Linked DNA regions of Homo sapiens: region 1 is linked to region 2. The links are chromatin loops, found by intact Hi-C in ENCODE. Cell type or tissue: heart left ventricle. All regions are shown on one strand. Each heading gives the region's core, and the rest is flanking DNA. Links, peaks and the distances in the headings are about the cores only.

Evidence for each region. Hi-C counts contacts between places; a loop is a spot of excess contacts. Peaks named below come from ENCODE experiments on the same cell type or tissue, not always from the same donor. Only the 100,000 strongest peaks of a DNase experiment are listed, where the experiment ranks them.
Region 1: a loop joins it to region 2, with 2.2 times the contacts of the local background. A loop is called at or near these places in 1 of 110 quality-filtered maps.

The regions. Positions count from the first base shown.
Region 1 is chr9:120,556,685-120,567,768 of GRCh38, forward strand. The region is part of intron 3 of CDK5RAP2 (CDK5 regulatory subunit associated protein 2); the gene reads right to left. Among named protein-coding and RNA genes, the nearest start is that of CDK5RAP2, 18 kb to the right of the region's middle. In heart left ventricle, for the core only: no CTCF peak of the experiment used is centred there; a DNase peak (open chromatin) is centred at 6,570.
Region 2 is chr9:120,501,037-120,512,120 of GRCh38, forward strand. The region is part of intron 12 of CDK5RAP2 (CDK5 regulatory subunit associated protein 2); the gene reads right to left. Among named protein-coding and RNA genes, the nearest start is that of CDK5RAP2, 74 kb to the right of the region's middle. In heart left ventricle, for the core only: a CTCF peak has its summit at 4,347 (motif pointing left); no DNase peak of the experiment used is centred there.

The sequences.
Region 1 (11,084 bases), core at 1,619-9,618, 56 kb after region 2:
TCCCAACGTGCTGGGATTACAGGTGTGACCCACCACACCCGGCCCATAAATACAATTTTATGACTGAATAAAAGAAAACGATAAGCATATTTCACATTAAGTATATTTTGAAACTGTCTACCCTTGGCCCTCTTGTTAACACTTAAGGTTTCAATTTTGTGGTTAATAAGAACAGCACAAGAAACAACTGGTAGGTTCATTAGCACCTCCTTTTAAGGAAACAGCACATAAAACATTCATTCAAACAAAAAACGACTACCCCGCCAGATGCTTCCTATAAAGAGAAACCTTATTCTGTTACTCAGCTACCAATAAAATATTTATGTAGGTTGCTTAGAATGCCCCCATTGTACACAATGCTAAAATTCTTAACAACACTTGAAAGAATATTTGTCCTATTTATAGGTAAAGAAATTTTTGTATATGGCAAAGCAAAATACGCCTTTAGAAGGTCACAGCAAACAACAGACAGTCCCAAATGAATAAAATGAAATACAAGCACCATCTTTTCCACCATGGCCAGTTCAGTTCTCTGCTTAGTACCACTTTCCTCACAGTTTTCTCTGAATACCACTACCAGGCTGGACTGGGGATCCTTCTTCATGTTTCCACACACTCTCTACTTTATCAGAGCAATGCCCATACTGCATTGTCCTAGCTGGATACTCGGCTTTCTACCCACCCCCATCCCATAACCTCCCTGTGCACTCTAGACTGTAACCCAACAGATGGTTACTAAATAGCCAATGGTTGGCAGAATAGATGGACAGACACATTTAAGAATTTCTTGGCCAGGCAGTGTGGCTCACACCTGTAATCCCAACACTTTGGTAGGCAGAGCCAGAAGGCTCACTTGAGCCCAGGAGTTTAGGACCAATCTGGACAACATGGCGAAACCACTTCTCTACAAAAAATTTTTTAAAAATTAGCTGGGTATAGTGGCACACACCTGTAGTCCCAGCTACTCGAGTGGCTGAGGCTGGAGGATCACTTGAGGCCAGGAGGTCGAAGCTACAGTAAGCCATGATCATGCTACTGCACTCCAGCCTGGGTGACAGAGTGAGACCCTCTGTCAAAAAAAAACTTTTTTTTTTTTTTTTGAGACAGTCTCGCTCTGTCACCCAGGCTGGAGTGCAGTGGTGCAATCTCGGCTCACTGCAACCTCCGCCTTCCGGGTTCAAGCGATTCTCCCTGCTTCAGCCTCCCGAGCAGCTGGGATTACAGGTGCCCGCCACCACACCTGGCTAATTTTTGTAGTTTTAATAGAGACGAGTTTTCACCATGTTGGCCAGGCTGATCTCGAACTCCTGACCTCAGGTGATTTGCCCACCTCGGCCTCCCAAAGTGCTGGGATTACAGGCGTGAGCCACCGTGCCCAGCCAAGAAATTCTTTTTTAAAAAATTTTTAGGCTGGGCACGGTGACTCACGCCTGTAATCCCAGCACTTTGGGAGGCCGAGGCAGGCAGATCATGAGGTCAAGAGATCGAGACCATCCTGGCCAACATGGTGAAACCCTGTCTCCATTAAAAATACAAAACTTAGCTGGGTGTACTGGTGTGCACCTGTAGTCCCAGCTACTCCGGAGGCTGAGGCAGGAGAATGGCTTGAACCCAGGAGGCGGAGCTTGCAGTGAGCCGAGATCACACCACTGCACTCCAGCCTGGCGACAGAGTGAGACTCCGTCTCAAAAAAAAAAAAAAAAAAAAAAAAAAAAAGAATTTCTTTAAGGCAGTGTGATGTAACAAGAGCCCCCTTAGACTTCAGACCGATCTGGTATACATCACTCCCTGGTTAAACCCTCTATTAGCTCTTTTTTCCATCATTCTTAGAATAAAACTCCCTGCCACAGCCACAAAGTGCTGTATCATCTGGCCCCTGTCCACCTCTCCAACCACATCAGGTATCATCTTCTCCCCTGTTCACAATATTCCAGCCTCACTGGCCTCCTTTCCAGTCCTGAAATAAGCCAAGCCCTTGTCTGCCTACAAAGCTCTTTCTGACGCGTCTGCCAGGGTGGCTCGATCTCATCCCTTCCACCTCAGCTCCAATGTCACTGCCTTGGGGAGGGCCTCTCCAACTACACCATCTAAAGTGGGCCCCATCTCTATGAACCCAACCAGCTCACTCTCTAATACATAGCTCTTACTTTCTTGCTAGAATTTTTCACAATCTGTATATGTTTCATCTCTTTGCATGTTTATTATTATCATGTTTATTACATGAATATAATCCACTTAATCTTTCATGGCTGTTTCCTCCAAGGTTTTAACAAGTATCTAGAACACAGTAGACGTTCAACAAATTGTTAAATGAGTGAACAAATTAATGAATAAATACAATCCAGACCACTTTACTAGCTGTATGGCCTTAATGAAGTTCACTTTTCCTACATGCCTCAGTTCCTCCATCTATAAAAAAGGGATTATTATAACCATCTCAAAAAGCTAGTCTAAGAATTAAAAGAAATTAATTAGAATGTTTAATATAGTTGCTAGTAAAACATAAGAATTTAAAACATTGAGGCCGGGCACGGTGGCTCACGCCTGTAATCCTAGCACTTTGGGAGGCCGAGGCGGGTGGATCACGAGGTCAGGAGATCGAGACCATCTGGCTAACACGATGAAACCCCGTCTCTACTAAAAATACAAAAAATCAGCCAAGCATGGTGGCGGGTGCCTGTAGTCCTAGCCAAGCGGGAGGCTGAGGCAGGAGAAGGGCATGAACCTGGGAAGCAGAGCTTGCAGTGAGCCGAGATCAGGCCACTGCACTCCAGCCTGGGCAACACAGAGCAAGACTCTGTCTCAAAAAAAAAAAAAAAAAAAAGAAAACAAAGAATTTAAAACATTGTTTTTCTCATGTGTACTTTTCCCCTTAAGAGAAACAAGAAAAAAAAAAAAAAAAAAACTTGAGGTGGAAAAACTGAAAACAGCTTACAATACAGTAGGAATAATTACCCAAAATATAAAACCCACAAAATATGACTTGGAAACCTAATGCTCAAAAGAAAGCTAATGCAAGGCTGTATTTGCCACATTCCAGCCCTTGGAAGCCATGTGTTACTGTGGAAGTGCAGCCATCTGAAATGGGAAACATCTCAACATGACTACAGGGTGGTGCTTTCTGAAACTGGAAAAGGGCCCCAGCTTAGCGGCAGGAAAAATTTTGCAGGAGCTACTAGTCAGTCATTCTGGGTTCCTCCTACTCCCATTCTCTGTCAAAAGCCTTGCCTAGCCTGAAGTTCCATCTAAAAGGGAAGAAAAACCAACAACATAAAAAGGAATCAGGGCAACTCCAACCCGCCCCACCTCAACTGAAATCTAAGCAAAGTACACCTAACTCTGGCTATCCGCTTCAATGGCTCACAAGAACCTGGGCCTCCAAAGCTGAGGCTCACCCTACCAAATCATCTTTCCACCCAAGACAGCAAGAGCTAAGAGCAAGAGCTCTCGGGCCAGCAGAAACAGACTAAACTACCAGAGCTGCTACTTTTGCAGTGTGTGACCTTGGGAAAATTATTTAACATCTTTGTCCAGTGTTGGCTCATCTATAAAATGAGGATAAAGTCAATTCCCTCACAGGGGTGTTGTGACAACTAAATGAGCTAAAGCACCTGGCAGAGCCTTGCACTTAGCAAGCAGGAAACACAGGATAGCGTTAAAAATCACGTAGAGTGAAGGCAACACCAAGGCACTAAAGGGAAGAGATCTTCTCCAACCCACCCATACTGCTGTCTCAAGGCCTGTGTTCTCCACTCACTATTGACCAGGAATGGTCTGTGCTGATCCTGGCTGTTGCTGACCCTGTGATTATGCTCCACTTGCCAGCCCATTCACAGTCTCAAGACAGTATGGCATCTTTCCTCCATGAAGTCATCAATTTTTAAATTTTTACATCTAGGGAAGTATTCTGGTCTGCATACATAGATGGTGGTATTGTCTCTTTTTTTTTGAGACAAGAGTCTCTCTCTGTCACCTAGGTTGGAGTGCAGTGGCGCGATCTCGGCTCACTGCAACCTCCGCCTTCCGGGCTCAAGCGATTCTCCTGCCTTAGCCTCCCAAGTAGCTGGGATTACAGGCACATGCCACCATGCCCAGCTAATTTTTTTATTTTTAGTAGAGACGGGGTTTCACCATGTTGGCCAGGCTGGTCTCAAACTCCTGACCCCAGGTGATATGCCCGCCTTGACTTCCCAAAGTGCTGGGATTACAGATGTGAGCCACCGCACCCAGCCGATATTGTCTATCTTAAATAATGGTATGTGTATACACACACACACAGTAAAGCCTTTTTTAAAAAGGAAAAAAAAAAATTGGCTTCTCAGGCCCTCAATAAGCAGATCTTTGGGCCACAATGAATTTTTTAACCTTTTTGAAAGTACAAACACTGTTAGACTTCACCTAGCATAACAAAAACCATGAACTTGGCTACCCAAAGTTCATCTCTAGTAAACAATACTGCATGTAAGATAATACTGCCTACAGCAGCTAAGTGAGGTAGTAAAGAGGGGAGGATACTTTGGAATCAATTTCTGATGCTGATACTCTCCTTGGTGTTTTCAAATCATCAAGAAAACTGTTACTAGGTAAGTATCTTATAAATAATACTGGAGAAATAACAGAATTTTTTTTTTAAACAGGGTCTCTCTCTGTCGCTCAGGCTAGAGTGCAGTGGCGCATTCATGGCTCACTGCAGCCTCAACCTCCCAGGCTCAAGCAATCCTTCCACCTTAGCCTCCCAAGTAGCTGGGACCACAAGCACACATCACCATGCCCAGCTAACTTTTTAATTTTTTTTTGTAGAAATGGGGTCTCACTTTGTGACCCAAGCTGGGTCACAACTCCTGGGTTCAAGCGATCCCCCTGCCTTGGTCTCCCAAAGTGCTGGGATTACAGGTGTGAGCCACCACACCCAGCCTCAATAACAGAAATTTAAAACTGAATCTCAAACACCAGTTGGAATTTAACTACCTTATGAAATCAACTATTTTCATATTCTTTTCAACCTTTGCTCATGAATACACATTTTTGCAGAATTATAACATAAGTGAATTTGCATATTCCATTGCTTTCATTTAATATTTCTTAAGTATTTTTCATATTGTGGCAGAATTACACAAAACTATCAGTTGAAATAACTGCACTACCTTGTGCTGAAGTGATTCACAGTCAACTGTTTAACCATTTCTCTGCTGTGCACTGATAGACTCAGTGTGCTCTCATGGAAAGTGACCAGCTTTACAATCAGAAAGACCAGGCTTGAATTTTGCCTTCTTTTTGCTTCTCAATCACAATAAGCTCATGGGCAAGTTGTTTAATCTCTCCAACCTCAGCTTCCTCATCTGTGAAATATCCTCAACACACGCTTGTCAAAAGCAAAGAGATAACAAATATAAAATATAATTTCCCTTCCTTCCAGTTTTTCACAATTATACACAATGTGGCAACAAACACCTTCATCAACAGAGCTTTATTCCTTCTACTGGGCTGTTTCCCTAGTATCAATTTCCCCAAAATGGATTATTGGGCTCAAGAGTAATTTTATATTTATGGCTATCAAAATCTCTTTCCAAATGGCCTTCAAAAAGATTGTAAAAATTTACACTACTCAGCCCTCCATCTGGCCAGGTTTTTGGAGGGCATGGCCAGGACATGCGAGGTACGGGAACTCAGAGCGTTCAATCCAGCAGGCCATCCCACTACACAAATGAACCCCTGTACTTAACACTTTTACCCCAACAGCCATGAGCCCTACTTGATTCCAAGTACTCAACTCAGCAAAAACCCCTAGCACCGTCAGGCTATATGTTGTGCACAGAGCTCCGTGGAAAGTGGCTATGACACTCGCTCTGCCAGCTACAGACCTGGTCTTCAGCCACTTCCACTGAGCGGCATCCCACACAATTCTTACACTCCTGCCATGTTCTAAGTTCACCCTCATTCTCCCACTCTTAGCCTCACCTTGCCCTCATTACTGCTTGCTTTCCTGACTCTGGCCCCGCATGCCCCCATCCTCATTATAAGCTGTCTGCCTCTAGATATGTCTCTAGGTATATCTCCTCTCCAGCCACTTTAGTAACAATAACCACAGTAGCCGCCCTGTTTGCTAAAGATCTGGTATAGCAGGCACTATCCTAGCATGTTATTTACTCCTCACCACAAGCCTCAGATAAACATTTTTCCCAGTTTTACAGATAAAGCAACCAAAATTTGGAGCTTTAGTATTCCATACAAGGTTACACATTCATTCAATCAACAAATATTAGATGCCTACGATTTTGTTAGGTTCAGCGTTGAGTACCAGACATTGAATAGAGACACATGTTAAGCAAGTACACTAATAAAGAAATAACCACAAACTGTCACAAGAGTCATGGTGGGAGAGACAGGGCGCTGAGTACTTGCTAGAAGACAGAATCATGAGTTGAGAAGGGAGTTGGGGTAGCCTCTCTAACAAGGCCACATTCAAGTTGAGGCAAGAAGGTCCAGGGGCCTGCCATTCAAGGAAAGGGAGAAAGGGTGTCCAGGCAGAGGGTGGAGCATGCACGTAGGCCCTGGCACAGGGACAAGCTGGGTGTGGCTGAGGAACAGCAGCCTGTGTGGCTAGAGCAGTGTACGACGGGGAGAGGAATATGCTGAGTTCAGAAAGACAGGAAGCTGTCGATCACACAGGACGGGTTCTCATGGGCCAAGATTAGGGATTTTATTCCAAGGTCAAAGAAACATCACAGAAGGATGTACAGAAACTGAACACTGATGGGGCAGAACCCAGGGCAGTGGTTGTAGTCAACGGAATCTTTGGATTAGAGCAGACAGACATCAGCATTCATTGAGTACCCTCTATGCACCAAGCATCATGCTAGGTGCTTTCCATACCTTACCTAATTAATAACTGAAGGAAAGATAGTAGTAGCCCCACTTTACACATGAGGTTTTAGAAGCAACCCATTTAAGGCCACAGATCAGTAAGTGGCAGGGCCAAGCCTGAAACCCAGTCCTCATCATTCTCAAATCCATGTCGTATCTACACACCATGGTGCTTCTGAAAGCTTCGGGGCCATACAAGTGGGGCAGGGGTGGAAGGTGAGGGAGCTATGATCTGGCAGTAAGTAACTCACAAACATATTATTGCAAATTTAAAGATGCAAACCTCCTAGTGAAACCACAAACAAAACACTCAAATTTGACCAACTGCCTCGGCTGAGGCCAAGAATTTTCAACAACAGGAATAAGGGCCTCAATGCAAGAATGCCAACATCTCAGGGCAGGTGGGCATAAGATAAGAACAACAAAAGATAAGGAGACCAGGTGTGGACAGGATACAGGCAATTGTTTCAGCCACACCTGGCTAAGAGTTCTTTCAATTCCTTGGAAAGGAAGCTGCTAGACATAACAAATCCTATTCCATAGTATCTACTGTTTATTGCATGTAAGTTATGCTTAATATCTCCGACATCCAGAAATCTCATTTCTAGGAATCTACCCTTAAAAAAAAGAAACACTCGGCGAGGCGTGGTGGCTCACGCCTGTAGTTCCAGCACTTTGGGAGGCCAAGGCAGGCGGATCACAAGGTCAGGAGATCAAGACCATCCTGGCTAACATGGTGAGACCATCCTGGCTAATAAAGTGAAACCCCACCTGTACTAAAAATACAAAAAATTAGCCAGGCATGGTGGCATACGCCTGTAATCCCAGCTACTAGGGAGGCTGAAGCAGGAGAATCGCTTGAACCCGGGAGGCTGCGGCTGCAGTGAGCCGAGATCGTGCCACTCCACTCCAGCCTGGGCAACAGAGTGAGACTCTGTCTCAAAAAAATAAAAAAATAAAAAATCATACAACTATAAAAAGATATATGCACAAGGAGATTCATCACAGCTTTGTTTATAAAAGTGAGAAATTAGAAACAACCTGAAATGTCCCACAGTAAGGTTATATAAATTATGGCTCAATCTATCCCTTTTATTAAGCCTTGATTTAATATTACACAGCCAGTAATAATGCCATCCATGAGTATTGAGAATGGAAAGTTATCCATGTCATTCCCTGTCAAAAGCCAAGATTAAACTCTTCCATATGTTCACAAAGATAGCTACTTGGACAGCATATGTTGTACCAGATTCTGGGTCTTCCCTACTCACCCAAAAAACATGTTTTTTAAAGGGAGAGAGAGATAGCAGTGTCCAGAACAACTCACAACAGGTACAGGCCTTCACAAAATGCTGCCTCCGCAAGGCCTCCTCTGGTCTAGGGAGGGAAGACCAATACGACAGGCTCCCATAGAAGAGCAACTGATTTACCGACTTCCTACCATAAGGCCTGCCATACAGGTGATTATACCCTCAGCTAATGAGGATATTAGACAATGGATTACCAGTTTAAAGACCAAAAAGAAGACATGTGGTTTTCACATGCCAGAGTGAGTACTCCCACAGAACAGTCAAATGAAATAGAAAGGAATTGCTTTGATAGAAGACCTGGGTTCAAAGCTGAATAAGTCCCTACCCCTGTCTGGGCTTCAGAGTCCCCACATGTCAAATGAAAGCACTGGAAGAGATGATTCTTAGAGCTCCTCCAGCTCTGAAATTAACTCCATTCTAAATATCCCTTCATTCCATGCCCTTAGCTCCACATTCCTCCCTTTGGGCCCACAACACCACAGCAGCCTTTTAACTCATCACCTTACCACCAGCCTTGCTCCCCTCCAAACTCTTCTCCTCATAGTCACCAGCCTGGTAAGCTTTTGAAAGCACAATTCTGGTCATTTCCCTCCCCAGATTAAAATCCATTGCTGGTTCCCTTTCATCTTCAGGACAAAAACCAAACAAAGCAGTGTAACATTCAAGAACCTGCAGGAGCTGGCCCCTGCCTGCTTCAATGGCCTCACTTCTCTCCACTCCCCTCACACAGCCTCCTTCCAGCCAGTAAGTTCAGGGAACTTACAGCTCTCTGAACTCATCAAACCCTGTCATGCCTCTCTCTACATTTGCACATGTGAGTCCCTGTGCCTGGGATGCTCCCTAGCTCTCCCCACTTGACCAAACCGTACCTGTCCCTGATGACCCAACTCAGGCAACATCTCCTCCAGAGGCTTCTCTGAACCCCGAGTCATAGCCCCTCCTCTGTGGCCCCACAGCACCCTAGACTTACCTCTGTCCCTGCACTATTTTCCTATCCATCTTCCCAATCAGACTGTGAGCCTCTGGACAGGGGGACTTACCTGGTCTTAATCCACTGCAGATTCCCCCTGGCAGAGAGCCTGGCACAGTGGCATATATTAAAAAATGTTTATTAAATGGATGAACTCTGAGGAAAACCAGAAGGTGACCTATGTGTTGCCAGCTCCCAACTAAATGCAACTCCTGATGGTTAGGTATCAATCATCTGAGACTAGAATAGGACGAATCATGAGTTTCCACTTTAAACCCAAAGTATCTCAGCCCCCTCCTTAATATGCATGCTCTTAAAATTAGCTTTAGGTGCCAAGAGCATTTCCTATAAGCATCCCACAGAAAGTTCAGACTACCACTACATACAGATCATGCATTTTGTAACTCAGGCCAAATGAAAAATTTCAGTGATTCATAAAGACCTGAAAGGGAGACATCAAGAACAGTGTGGCCATTTCAATTCCGGCTGCAGAATTTGCTCTTGAAAATGCTACAATAAAAAATATTAATGCCATAAAAACCTAACAGCAACCAAAGGACTACAGTCATAAAGAAAAAAACATAAATCCTAAAACATGTTGGCATAGAAGGCTCTCCCTCACCTTCAAGTAAAACAGGATTTAGGTCATCAAGAACACATCTGAACAAGGGGAACTTGAATCACATGGCAGAGTGGAAAAAAATAACAGTAATTATAACAATAACAGTAAGAAAAGGAAGAAGCAGTCATGGCAAACACATAGAATGTACTCTGTGCTTTGCAAATATTCACTCATTCAATCCTCCTAACAACCCTATGAAGTAGGTACTGTTATCATGCCCATTGTTAAAATGAGGGAAGTACAGAGAGGTTAAGTGACCGGCCACAGGGCACCCAGGAGAAGTGGACAAACAAGCAGCCTGGCTCCAGAAGCCAATGGGCCTTAGGCAGCACAGACTGCCTCTGAGAACAATTTTGTCACATCACATCCCTGGGCCTCAGTTTCTCCTATATATAATAAAGAGGGTTGTGTTCAATTCTAGGATTCCTTTCAGTTCAATAAGCAGATAAAAGATGTGAAACCAAAATTCTAATATTCTGTGAAATTTTCCAATTTAGAAATAAAATGTAAAACAGTGCCCTTCAAAAATGAAATAACTATCTTGCAGAGCCGCTTTAATATTAAAGTAACATATACAAAGAGCTTAGCACTTAAAGTACCCAGCTCAGAGCAAGAGCTCAATAAACAGTAGCTGTTATTACTCTTATGATAAAACAGGAACAACCATTTAATAGTAGAGCATATTTTAATTATACACGATGTAGAATAATCAAATCTCATTCGTTTGAGGCCCCAGACCCCACAGCATAGATCGAGTTGTACAGCTGAAATTATAACAACCCAAAGCTCAGAAATTACTTGTTTCCATTAGAGATCTGACAAGTCATTTCTTCAATTGGTCACTGGTGGTTTGCAGATAACTATTAGCAGTAATGAGCATTCTAAATTAAATCCAGAGACAGCACTGCTCTGTTCTGTAAAGACAACTGGGGAGAAAGAAACATAATTGTGGAATGTCCTTCTCTCTGTGTCCTCCATCTTCTCTCTGTTAAGTATCTCTTGTGTCTTGCATAGTATGGATTTCATTTGCTTACAAATGAAGAAGGGTCTAATTCTTCCCATGATAAATGAGAGCACTGAACAGGTAACTTGTTAAAGAGAACTGGAATTGGGAAAATAACCTTATTTTCCTGTTACTTGACAACAAACCCCCTCTGCTAATAAATGAAAGACACAATGCTGGAAGACATCAAGCATTGAAGCCAAATCCATCACCAAGTAATCCATTCTCAGAAAGAAACTACACAGTACTAGGTACAGGCTACTCACATTTCATTCAACAGCAAAGATAAAGTCTTCAAAATGCAAGGGGAGGCAC
Region 2 (11,084 bases), core at 1,070-9,069:
TGTTCCAGGCAAGGTGCTAGACACTTTCATAATGAGGCATTTACTCTTCACAACATACGATGGCCCACAAGGCCCCCATCAGCTAGACCCCCCTGACCTCGCTGCCCTCTTCTCCTGTGGCTCTCCGCAGCCAGTTCTGCTCCAGCAACCCTGGCTGTCTTGCCGTTCCTCTTACACACCAGGTCAGAGCCCTTAAGCCTGCTGCTCTACCTGGAAAGTTCTCCAGGTTGCTCCCTTACTTTCTTCAAGTGTGTGCTCAGCCATCATCTTCTCAGACCAGTCTTCCCTGACCATCCACCTTACTCTCCATATTCCTTCCCTTCACCACTTGCCCCATGGAACCTCCTAATATAGTATTTAATTTATATGTGTATTTTGCTTGCAGTTTTCCCACCAGAATGCAAGTTCCATGAGGGCAGGGAATTTTGTGTATTTTGTTTGCTGCTATATCTCCAGCACCTAGAATGGTACCTGGCACATAGCAGACACTGTGGCAGATTAAACATAGCCATAAATTATTTGACTTCCCTTCCATCAAGAGGTGTGGAGTCTATGTCCCCTCCTATTGAATCTGGGCAGCATAGCACCTGCTGTGACCATGAGAATACGGCAGAAGTGACACTATGTCAGTTTCTGTTCTTTCCAGCCATCCCCGACAAGGTACCAGACATATGAGTGAAGAATCATGGACCCTCCAGTCCACCCCATCCACCAGCTGAAGACCATGAGTAACCTGGGCCACATGGAGCAGAATACCCAGCTATGCCCTGCCCAAGTCCTTGGCTCGCAAACTCATTAGGTATAATGAAATGATTGTTGTTTTGGGGTAATTTGTTATGCAGCAATAGATATCAAGGAAAGCACTCAATAAGCATCTGTTGGATGACTGAATAAATTAAGGAATGAGATGGATGGGACTGCTCCCATTTTATGAATGAGGAAACAGGCTGAGACAGGTAATTTGCCTAAGATCACAGTCACCAAGGGACAGCACCTGCCTTATTCCAGGTCTCTCTCATTCCAAATCTTCTCAGTTCGCCTCCACACCATGGTTTAGATCTCTTTTGCATGACTCACTAACACAATGATCCCAGTCCACTTAACGTATATCTAATACTCACTTTTAGAAATCTTCCCCTGAAAAATGCTGTGAAGAATAACTATAAAACCTGTGTTAAGCCAGCCATTTAGGTACACCTTTAAATTCACAATAAATGTGTATGTCATCCTAGAAAGATCGTGCACACCCGTTAATTCTAAAAATGTTCACGTATCATGCTGAGTAAAGAGTGTGCACTTTTCCTGTGCACAGTAATTACAGGTCCACTTACCTCATTTCCGAGATTCAGTTTCCTCCTCTATACAAACGACTATCAGAACCATATTTTGATGTCTGGTTCAAGTTCCAGTGTATGTATGTGTATTCAGCAACCATTTATTCCATGCTCCTTTTAATTTCCTTTTAATTTTTAATTCAGCTACCTAGGTTAAGAACGTCTTACACGGCTTAAGCAATAAGGGCTACTAACGTGCCACATTTCTCCCACAAATCCCCTAACAGAGTTGACAACGTGAAAATGACCTGTTACAGAATTCCACAAAGGACATGTAGTTTTGTCATTCCCCAAGATTTGTAGTTTTGTCATTCCCCAAGATTAGGAGTTCTTAACCTAAGGTCCATTGACTGGGCCAGGGATCCTATGCAAATTTGTATGCGTGTACATTTGCGGTCGGGGGTCAGGTAGAAGGCCCACAGCATCAACAGAACCTTGGGGAAAGTTAGGATACCAAAGAGTATAGACCGCTTCTCTTATTTTACTCATTAGTTATGGAAACCACCATTTACTGAGCACCAGCTATGAACCAAACACAGGCCAAGGCATTTTTACACAAAACATCTCAAACCCTAATGACTGCCTACATGGTAAGTATTATTAGTCCTGTTTTTACAGAAAGAGAACTAAGGCCCACAGAGGTTGAGATATTTTCACAAAGCTTTACAAAAGCTCTAGTAAGTTCTAGTGCTGAAATCCAAACCCCAGTCAGTGTGACCCCAAATTCTGTGCTTTTTCCACCCAAATGTGCTATTGTTAAGGCTAAAGAAAACATAAAACCACTCTGTGACATAGGCTTCCACTAGCCAATAATTTCAATACCTGAAATTAATTTATCATTTCTTAAGGACTTGGATTGATGGACTCTCTAGCCTGAGACTGAGGCCCTCCTTCTAATGAATGGGGCAGAACCAAGCACCTTCAACCTCATATGAAGAGCAGTCAAAGAAAGTTTAAAGCAAAATGACCATAGGGGGAGGGCAGGTTTGTGTGCAGAGATGGCCCTGAAGAAGAGTGCTGCCATGGCAACACAAAGACAGCAGACAGGCTCATGCACTTGCCACCAGTGGGGTTCTAATAAATGTTTTGGGGAGGCATGGAGATGGCATGTCTTGCCTGAGTACAACAATCAGAACTGAAAATTGATCATCTTGGGTGGTTTTTCCAAACCTCCTTCGATATTCCTGGACTGTGAAAACAGACAGCCCTAGTCTTGAATCCTGCCTCTACTGCTAACTGGCAGTGTGACCAGAGATGGATAACTTAAATCTTTCTGAGTGTTTCCTTTCCGGTAAATGAAGACAATAATGCAAACTCCCAGGGTCCTTGGAGGTCTGGAGGAGAGAATGCACAATGGGAGCCCAGCACAGAAGCTAATGCAGAGCAAATGAAGCCGTGTCACCTCTCTCTGTCCCCACATACAACCCCCAGACTGATCCTCACTACCCGGTTTCCTCACATGGCCATGGCATCACCACCACCACCACCACCCCACAACAAGGTTCAGCTCTTGCCCCTCCCTCTCACAGGCATCTTGTCATCCAACAGTTAACCCAGGCCTTAAGGTGTGGCACGCCCTCAACACAGAGCACCTGGGAGATGAAAAGCGAGGATTTGGTGCTTTTCATGGCCAAGAGTGTCCAAATCCTACCCTGTCAATCACTCCTGCTATCCCCAGAGTTCTCAAAGGAGTTATACACAACAATAGCAGAATGGGGAATCAAAGTACAATTCTGTGACAATTTCATATCCAGATAAGTGCTTTCTGATAAAATTAAGGGTTTGGGGTAGTTGATGTTGTTACTGTTTGGGAAAAGGGAGGGTGTGTGCAGCTTAGGGAGCTGCCCAGGTTCTCTTATTCAAGTAGAAGTAGAAGTGCACAAAGATGACTGATGAGGAAATGAGGGAGTTGGCCTGCCCAGCAAAGACTAGGCCTGGCTACATCTGGAGCAGGAAAGCAAAAGAATCTGGAACTTGGGTTCTTATAACTCACCCATTAACAAGAATGGCCCCCAAAATATCCTGAACTCTCATCACTCAGATTAGTAACTCCTCCCTCCTTAATTATAAAGGAAGAAGGGTAGAAGCTGCAGTACTAAGAAAGGTATTCCTCCCGCCAGACAGCTCCCTACCCCGCATCCCACTGCCTCTGCCTTCTTCAGAACTCAGCTCCCAGCCAGTCAGCTGCAACAGCTTCCTAACTGGTCTTGCTGCTTCTGGGTTCACCCCACTAAACCACATGTAGACCTCTGATCATTACGTCTCTGCTCGGCATCCTTCATTGACTCCAAGTTAACTGCAGAATGAAGCTACCCTACGAGGAGTCTACTCAAGGCTCCTACTAGTGGGCTTCAGCTTACGTTTCAGCTTTATCTGCAACCAGTCCCCTTCATCCAACCACTTCATTAACATACTTTCAGGCTCTCTGCCTGTATCTACCAGTCCCCTCCACCTGGAAAAAGTACAAATTCCCTCCAGTTCCACCTAGAGAAAGCATGCTATCCTTCAAGGCCCAATTCAAGTGCCATCTCTTCCACAAGGCCCAATTTGATTACTCAGGCCATCACCAATCATCCTCATAAAATACCACCCAACATTTTCTTCTATAAACTCTATGACATTTAGGAGAGTGCTGGGCACTTTACCCATCACCTCACTCAACTCTCACAACCCTATGAAGCAGGTACAGGCATAGCTCATTTCATTGTGCTCTGCTCTACTGCACTTCACAGAGATTTTGTATTTTACAAATTCAAGGTCTGCAGCAACCCTGCATCAACCAAGTCTGTCAGCATCACTTTTCCAACAGCATGTGTTCATTTCGTGTCTCTGTGTCGCCTTTTGGTAATTCTTGCAATATGTCAAACTTTTTCACTATTAGTATCTGTTATGGTGATCAGTGATCTTTGATATTCCTATTCCAGTTGTTTGGCAGTGCCTCAAATCACACCCATATAAGACGGCAAACTTAACGGATAAAAGTGTATTCCAAGAGCTCCACCAACTGGCCATTCCCTGTCTCCTTCCCTCTCCTCATGCCTCCCTATGCCCTATGATACAACAAAATTGAAATTAGGCCAGTGAATAACCCTATAATGGCTTCTAAGTATTCAAGTGAAAGGAAGAGTCACATGTCTCTCACTTTTTAAATCAAAAGCTAGAAATGATTAAGCTTAGTGAGGAAGGCATGTCAAAAGTCAATAGAGCCAAAAGCTAGGCCTCTTGCACCAGTTAGCCAAACTGTGAATGCAAAGAAAAAATTCTTGAAGGAAATTAAAAGTGCTACTCCAGTGAACACATGAATGGTAAGAAAGCTAAACAGCCTTGCTGATATGGAGAAAGTTGTGGTCTGAATAGATCAAACCAGTCACAATATTCCCTTAAGCCAAAGTCTAATCCAGAGCAAAGCCTTAACTCTCTTCAATTCTATGAAAGCTAAGAGAGGTGAAGAAGCTGCAAAAAGAAAAAACAAAAATTGAAGCTAGCAGAGGTTGGTTCCTGAGGTTTAAGGAAATAAGTCATCTAAGTAACATAAAAGTGTAAGGTAAAGTTACAAGTGCTGATGTAGAAGCTGCAGTAAGTCATCCAAGAGATCTAAGATAACTGATGGAGGTAGCTACACTAAACAGGTTTTCAATGCAGATGAAACAGCCTTACATTGGAAGAAGATGCCATCTAGGAGTTTCATAGCTAAAGAGGAGCAGTCAATGTCTGGCTTCAAAACTTCAAAGGACAGGGTGACTTCCTTATTAGGGGCTAATGCAGCTGGTAACTTTAACTGGAAGCCAGTGCTCACTTATGATTCCAGAACTCCTTAAAAATTATGCAAAATCTACTCTATCTGTGCTCTACAATGGAACAACAAAGCCTAAATGACAGCACATCTGTTTACGGCATGGTTTACTGAATATTTCAAGCCTACTGTTGAGACCTACTGTTCAGAAACAAAGATTCCTTTAAAAATATTACTGCTCATTGACAATGCACCTGGTCATCCAAGAGCTCTGATGGAGATGTACAAGAAGATGAATGTTGTTTTCATGCCTGCTAACACAACATCCATTCCGCAACCCACAGATCAAGGAGTAATTTTAACTTTTCAAGTCTTTAAAAAATACATCTGTAAAGAGTGATTCCTCTGATGGATCTGGGCAAAGTAAATGGAAAACCTTTTGGAAAGGATTCATCATTCTAAATGCCCTTAAGAACATTTGTGATTCATGAGAAGGGTCAAAATACCAACATTACAGGAGTTTGGAAGAATTTGATTCCAACCCTCATGGATGACTTTGAGGGATTCAAGACTTTACTTCACTGCTAATGTGGTGGAAATAGCAAGAGAACTAGAAGTGGGGTCTAAAGATGTGACTGAATTGCTGCAATCTCATGATAAAGCTTGAACAGATACGGAATTACTTCTTATGAATGGGCAAAGAAAGTAGTTTGTTGAGATGGAAACTTCTCCATCTCAAGATGCTGTGAACATTGTTGAAATGACAACAAAAGACTTAGAATATTATGTAAACTTAGTTGATAAAGCAGTAGCAGGGTTTGAGAGGACTGACTCCAGTTTTGAAAGAAGTTCTACTGTGGGTAAAATGCTACAAACAGCATTACATGCCATAGAGAAATATTTTGTGAAAGGAAGAGTTAATCAACGTGGCAAACTTCATTCTTGCAGCAACCACCACCCTGATCAGTCAGCAGCCATTAACATTGAGGCAAGACCTTCCACCAAGAAAGATTACAACTAGCTGAAGGTTCTGATGATCATTAGTATTTCTGGCAGTATTTTTAATTCAGGTATGTATGTTGTTATTTTAGATGTAATGCTGTTGCACACATAATAGGCCACAGTATAGTGTTAACATAACTTTTATATTCACTGGAAAACCAAAAAATTCGTAAGACTCGCTTTATTCCAATCCCTAATATCTCCTGAGGGACGTCTGTACCTTAATTATACCCATTTTACCAATCAGAAAACTGAAGTTCAAAGACTTCAAGCAACTTAACCAAAGCAACATAGGTAAAAAATAGTAGAAGCAGGATTTGAAACCAGGTCTACCTGCATTCTTTTTACTCTACCAGTGGTTTTACAAGCCAAATCCAAGAAGCTCTAGGATTAGGAATACCCAAACCTGGTTGGATATCAGTACCCTCTAACTACATGTTCTTGGGCCTTCCTCTAGAAATTGACTCAGTAGCTTAGGGAAGACCACAGAAAATTATATTTTATTTCAATAAAAAAAGCCACCATCCTAAGGAATCTGCAGAGCCCCCCGGGTGCATCTGTTTTATTTGCTTCTGAACAAAGGGTTTACACAGGAAAAAAAAGAACCCTATCCTACACCAGACTACTGCCTTGATTTAAAGTTAGTGCTGCCACAGCAAGACCTGTATGATGATGTCAACTAATGGCCTCAATTTCTACACTAATGGGCAATTTTCCCTTAAGATTCACAGGTGCACTCTGGACCAGCACTGGGCTGAGAGCTGCCTCTGCATGGCAGGGTTCTCTTAGAGCAGACTGGCTGATTAAAAAAAAAAAAAAAAAAAAAAAAAAAAAAAAATATATATATATATATATATATATATAGTGGATTGTTTGAAAAATAACATGTTCTAAAATCTTAGAATCACATTAGAAATGAAAAGCCAAGCCCTCACACTTCCTCCTCCAGCCAGCTAGTTTTGTTTTATCTCTGGCCAGATGGAGAATGAGAAGGTTCTCATCCATCAAATTTCCACCTTATCAGGTTTCACTGCGAGAAAGCTTGTCAAAGTGCTCAGTGGTTACCTTTAAATATACAAAGGAAATTTCTCCACAATCTTAATGAGGAAGAGATACTCTGTGATGTAAGGAGAATTTCCAGAATTAGTAGGTGAGAGCACTGTTCAAGCCACGTTTTGTGGAGCCTCATTGCTCCTGCAGGCTGTGGCGGAAACAGATGATGTGTGGAGGTGGGTGCCAGGCCTCCTACCTCACTTCACCCTGAGCAGCTCCACTTCTGTGTTTTCTCTCCATAACAGTTCATTCAAACAAATAATTCATATGCTGGGGGAAAAAAACTTAGAGGCCACCAGAATGAAACAGTCCTTGGCATACAGAACTAACAAACATGTGCCTCACCTAACAGTATGGTGCTAGCTGTGATGACTGCACAAGTTCTGAGCAAAGGGCTTGATGTAGCTTTCACCAGTTGCCCCCTTCTCCAGCCCCACTCACTGTTCCCCATGAGCCAGGCTCATTCATGGACCCCAAACCTTGGCACAGGCCTTCCTGCTACCAGGAATGCATTCCCACCTCCCATTCCCCCAGGCAAACAGCTACCTATCCTTCAAGTCTCAGCTCAAATCCACTTCCTCTGTGAAGCCTTCCCTCCCTCCCTCTCTGGTCTATTAGCACAGTTCCATTCTTTGTGCTTCCAAAGCATTCGGTCCATTCCACTATCAGGACTTATCATGCTATATTTTAATTAGCTCTTTGTATTTCTATGCTATTTCTTCACTAGATTCCTTCAGAGACTGTGTATGATTTTATTCGGTCCTGTACTCCTAGTGCCCAGGACAGAGCCTGGCACAGAAATGATAAAATGAGAGGGTGACATAAGGGAAAGTCTCCCTGTTTGTGCCCCATGGAGATTACAGCAATTCCATATAAAAACTGTTGGGGACAGCCTTTTAAAACAGCTTTAACAGCAGCCCCAGGTATGAGCCACTGAGATTCTCCAGAGTTTCTCAATAGCAGAGCGCTCCGACTCCCTTCTTATAGGGATCAATCAGCTGGAAAGGAACAGACAAGCACTTTCTTCAGAGGAGAGGTTACTATTGATCAAGGAAGAAATTTATAGCTTTGGTGACTTGGCTGGTAAAAGGGCAGACAACATTTATTAATCAACACCGTCTGGTAGATTCTAGCAGGTGATGGTTTGTCATTCAAAGTCCTGAGCCAGCACCTGCCACACAATTAAAAGCAGGAAAACAGGAAAGAAAAGAAGGAATCGGATACACTGAGCATCAACTTCTCTGTGCCAGGAACCACGGTAGGCATTTTCTCACACATTACATTTTACTATTCATTTGTTTAATCCTAAAATAGATATCATCAACCCCACTTTAGGGGAGTGAACATAAGTTTAATGAGTTTAAGCTGTTGGCTTAGAAGTTAAGCACTTGTAAGTGAAGCTGAGATTGCAACCCAAGTTGAGAACTATTTTCCACTATTCCAAAGATGGCCACTGAAATTGCTACGTTTCTAGTGCCCGAGGCCAAGGCATCATCATCAAAATAGCTACCAATTATTGCTCATTTATGATGTGTCAAGTATTATGCTAAGTGTCACTCCCTCTCTCAGATAAACCTAACAACTAATCGCTATTATTCTGATAAGAAATGGGCATACTATGGTTCGAAGAGGCAAACTTGCTGGTTCACAGTTCAACAACTAGTAAGTAATGGAGCCAGGACTCCAAACCAGTTTGACTCGTGTTTCTGGCTTCAGGCTTCTTCCAACATAGGTCATTTAAACTGCACATTATTCTATAAAGAGACCAACTCAAAACTTTCACACCTAATACACACACACACACACACATATATATACATTTTTTTTTAGGGCAAGAGGAGCTTTGGCCATTAGTAAAAAATATAGTACCTCAGATCTGTGGTCTTAGCCCTAACCAACCAGCCTGTAGAGACACTGTCTCCAAATGCCATGTTTTGATTCTGATTTACCAAGAGATGTTCTAAATGCTGTCACAATCTCATTTGGAGATATCCATCAATGAGTACATGTGAGAACTGGGAGGTTCAGGCTGAACTACCCTGAAATTAAACCCACTCCTGTCAAAGCACATGGGATTAGCCAGCTGGGTGACCGGTACGACTTTAATTAGATTTTTGGGCTTTAGCCAGCAAATGCATCCCCACAGAGCTAAGGGCCCAGGTACTGAAGCACACACTTGTCAGGGTAGCGGATGACGGGTCTCATAACAGATGAAAGCATTCTGAAATAGTCTGGGGAATATGGCCAAGGCAATGTCTAATATATGTTGCTTATAAAGGAGAACAAAAAAACCTTAGCTTGCTTCTCTCCCACACCCACCCTGAGTAGAATACCAAGCGCCTGAACCAGAGAGAGTGCACCTAAAATAAAGATTTCCCTCACCCTTCACCAAACACACACATTCATGCACATGTGCACACTCACACACACTAAAAGGAGAGCCCAGGTTTCTGGGCTCTGACAATGTATCAAACTCAGATGTATGAAGGCAGAGATGTGAGGATCCAAGCAGCATCCCTGTTACCAACCTCAAGAGTAGGACACTTTAAACATCCCAGTTAGGGCATAGACTTGGGAACACTGGGTTTTTTGTTTGTTTTTGCAAAGGTCTCCTGAGTTTCCTTCAAGGGATATGGGCCCCTTTGGCAGCAGGGAGGTATACTACAATACAGGGGACCTATCTGTGATCCTCACTTTTTCACCTTCTTCACTGTAAATAAGACTACCAAAGTAAAAACCAAAGCTTGTATTCATCAGAGCCTAACAATATCATTACAAGTACTCAATAAATGTGTTGAATAAATAAAAAACTGCAAATTACAACACATGCTGAGTCAACCGGCACTAGGTCACTGCAATCACAGGCAATTAAAACAAACAAACATGGAGAACTGACTCTCGGGGCTCAACTTCTCAGTGTTCGTGCACAATGAGACACAGTGAATTCATAAGCCTCTGATCCAAGCTCAATTTTCAGCAGAAGAATTGCCTCCCTACAAAATGCTAAAGAAGAGGCACAATGAGACTGGCAATAAATGTTGTTGGCATGAGCAAAGGATGGTTTGATCATATCCAAGAGTAATGGTTGGCTTACCATCAAAATTCAAGAACGCTACAAAAACCAGGACTGCTTGATCTGGATCCTGTACATAGGATTTAGGTCAGGGCTCATCTGTAAAACAGGGCTGCAGCATTTCTAACTGATTTTGTAGTTCTTGTCCAAGAAAAGAGAATAATGGGAAACAGCTAGATATAGTCCCAGGGACTGAAAAGCTTCTACTTTCAAGCTTACTGACTTGGATAACATTGATCTGGCCCCATGCAGAATTGCTTTTGTTGAATGGGGTATTGTTGAAGATGCTATAAACTGCTCAAAGTACTCTTTATAAAAGCTCACCAGAGGCAATTCTTTCCTTGGGCCTCAGTGCCAGCAAAAGCTGTCCTTTTACTTGACATGTTCATCTTACAGACACTGCAGACCTTGTAACTGATTTTCTCTTTTTGCTTTCCCTGCCAGGAGCTACCAGTTGAATTGTAAGTCCCCCTCTTTAGCACTGTGAAGGATATCACAACATGCTTTTTTTTTTTTTTTTTTTTTTGAGACAGTCTCGCTCTGTCGCCCAGGCTGGAGTGTAGTGGCACGATCTCAGCTCACTGAAACCTCTGCCTCCCAGGTTCACGTGATTCTCCTGCCTCAGCCTCCCAAGTAGCTGGGACTACAGGTGTCTGCCACCACACCCAGCTAATTTTTGTATTTTTAGTCGATACAGGATTTCACCATGTCGACCAGGCTGGTCTTCAACTCCTCACCTCAGGTGATCCACCCACCTCGGCCTCCCAAAGTGCTGGGATTACAGGCGTGAGCCACCGCGCCCGGCCACAATGTGCATTTTTATATACTCACTCTGGGCCACGGGCAGTGGCTCACACCTATAATCCTAACACTTTGGGAGGCCAAGGTA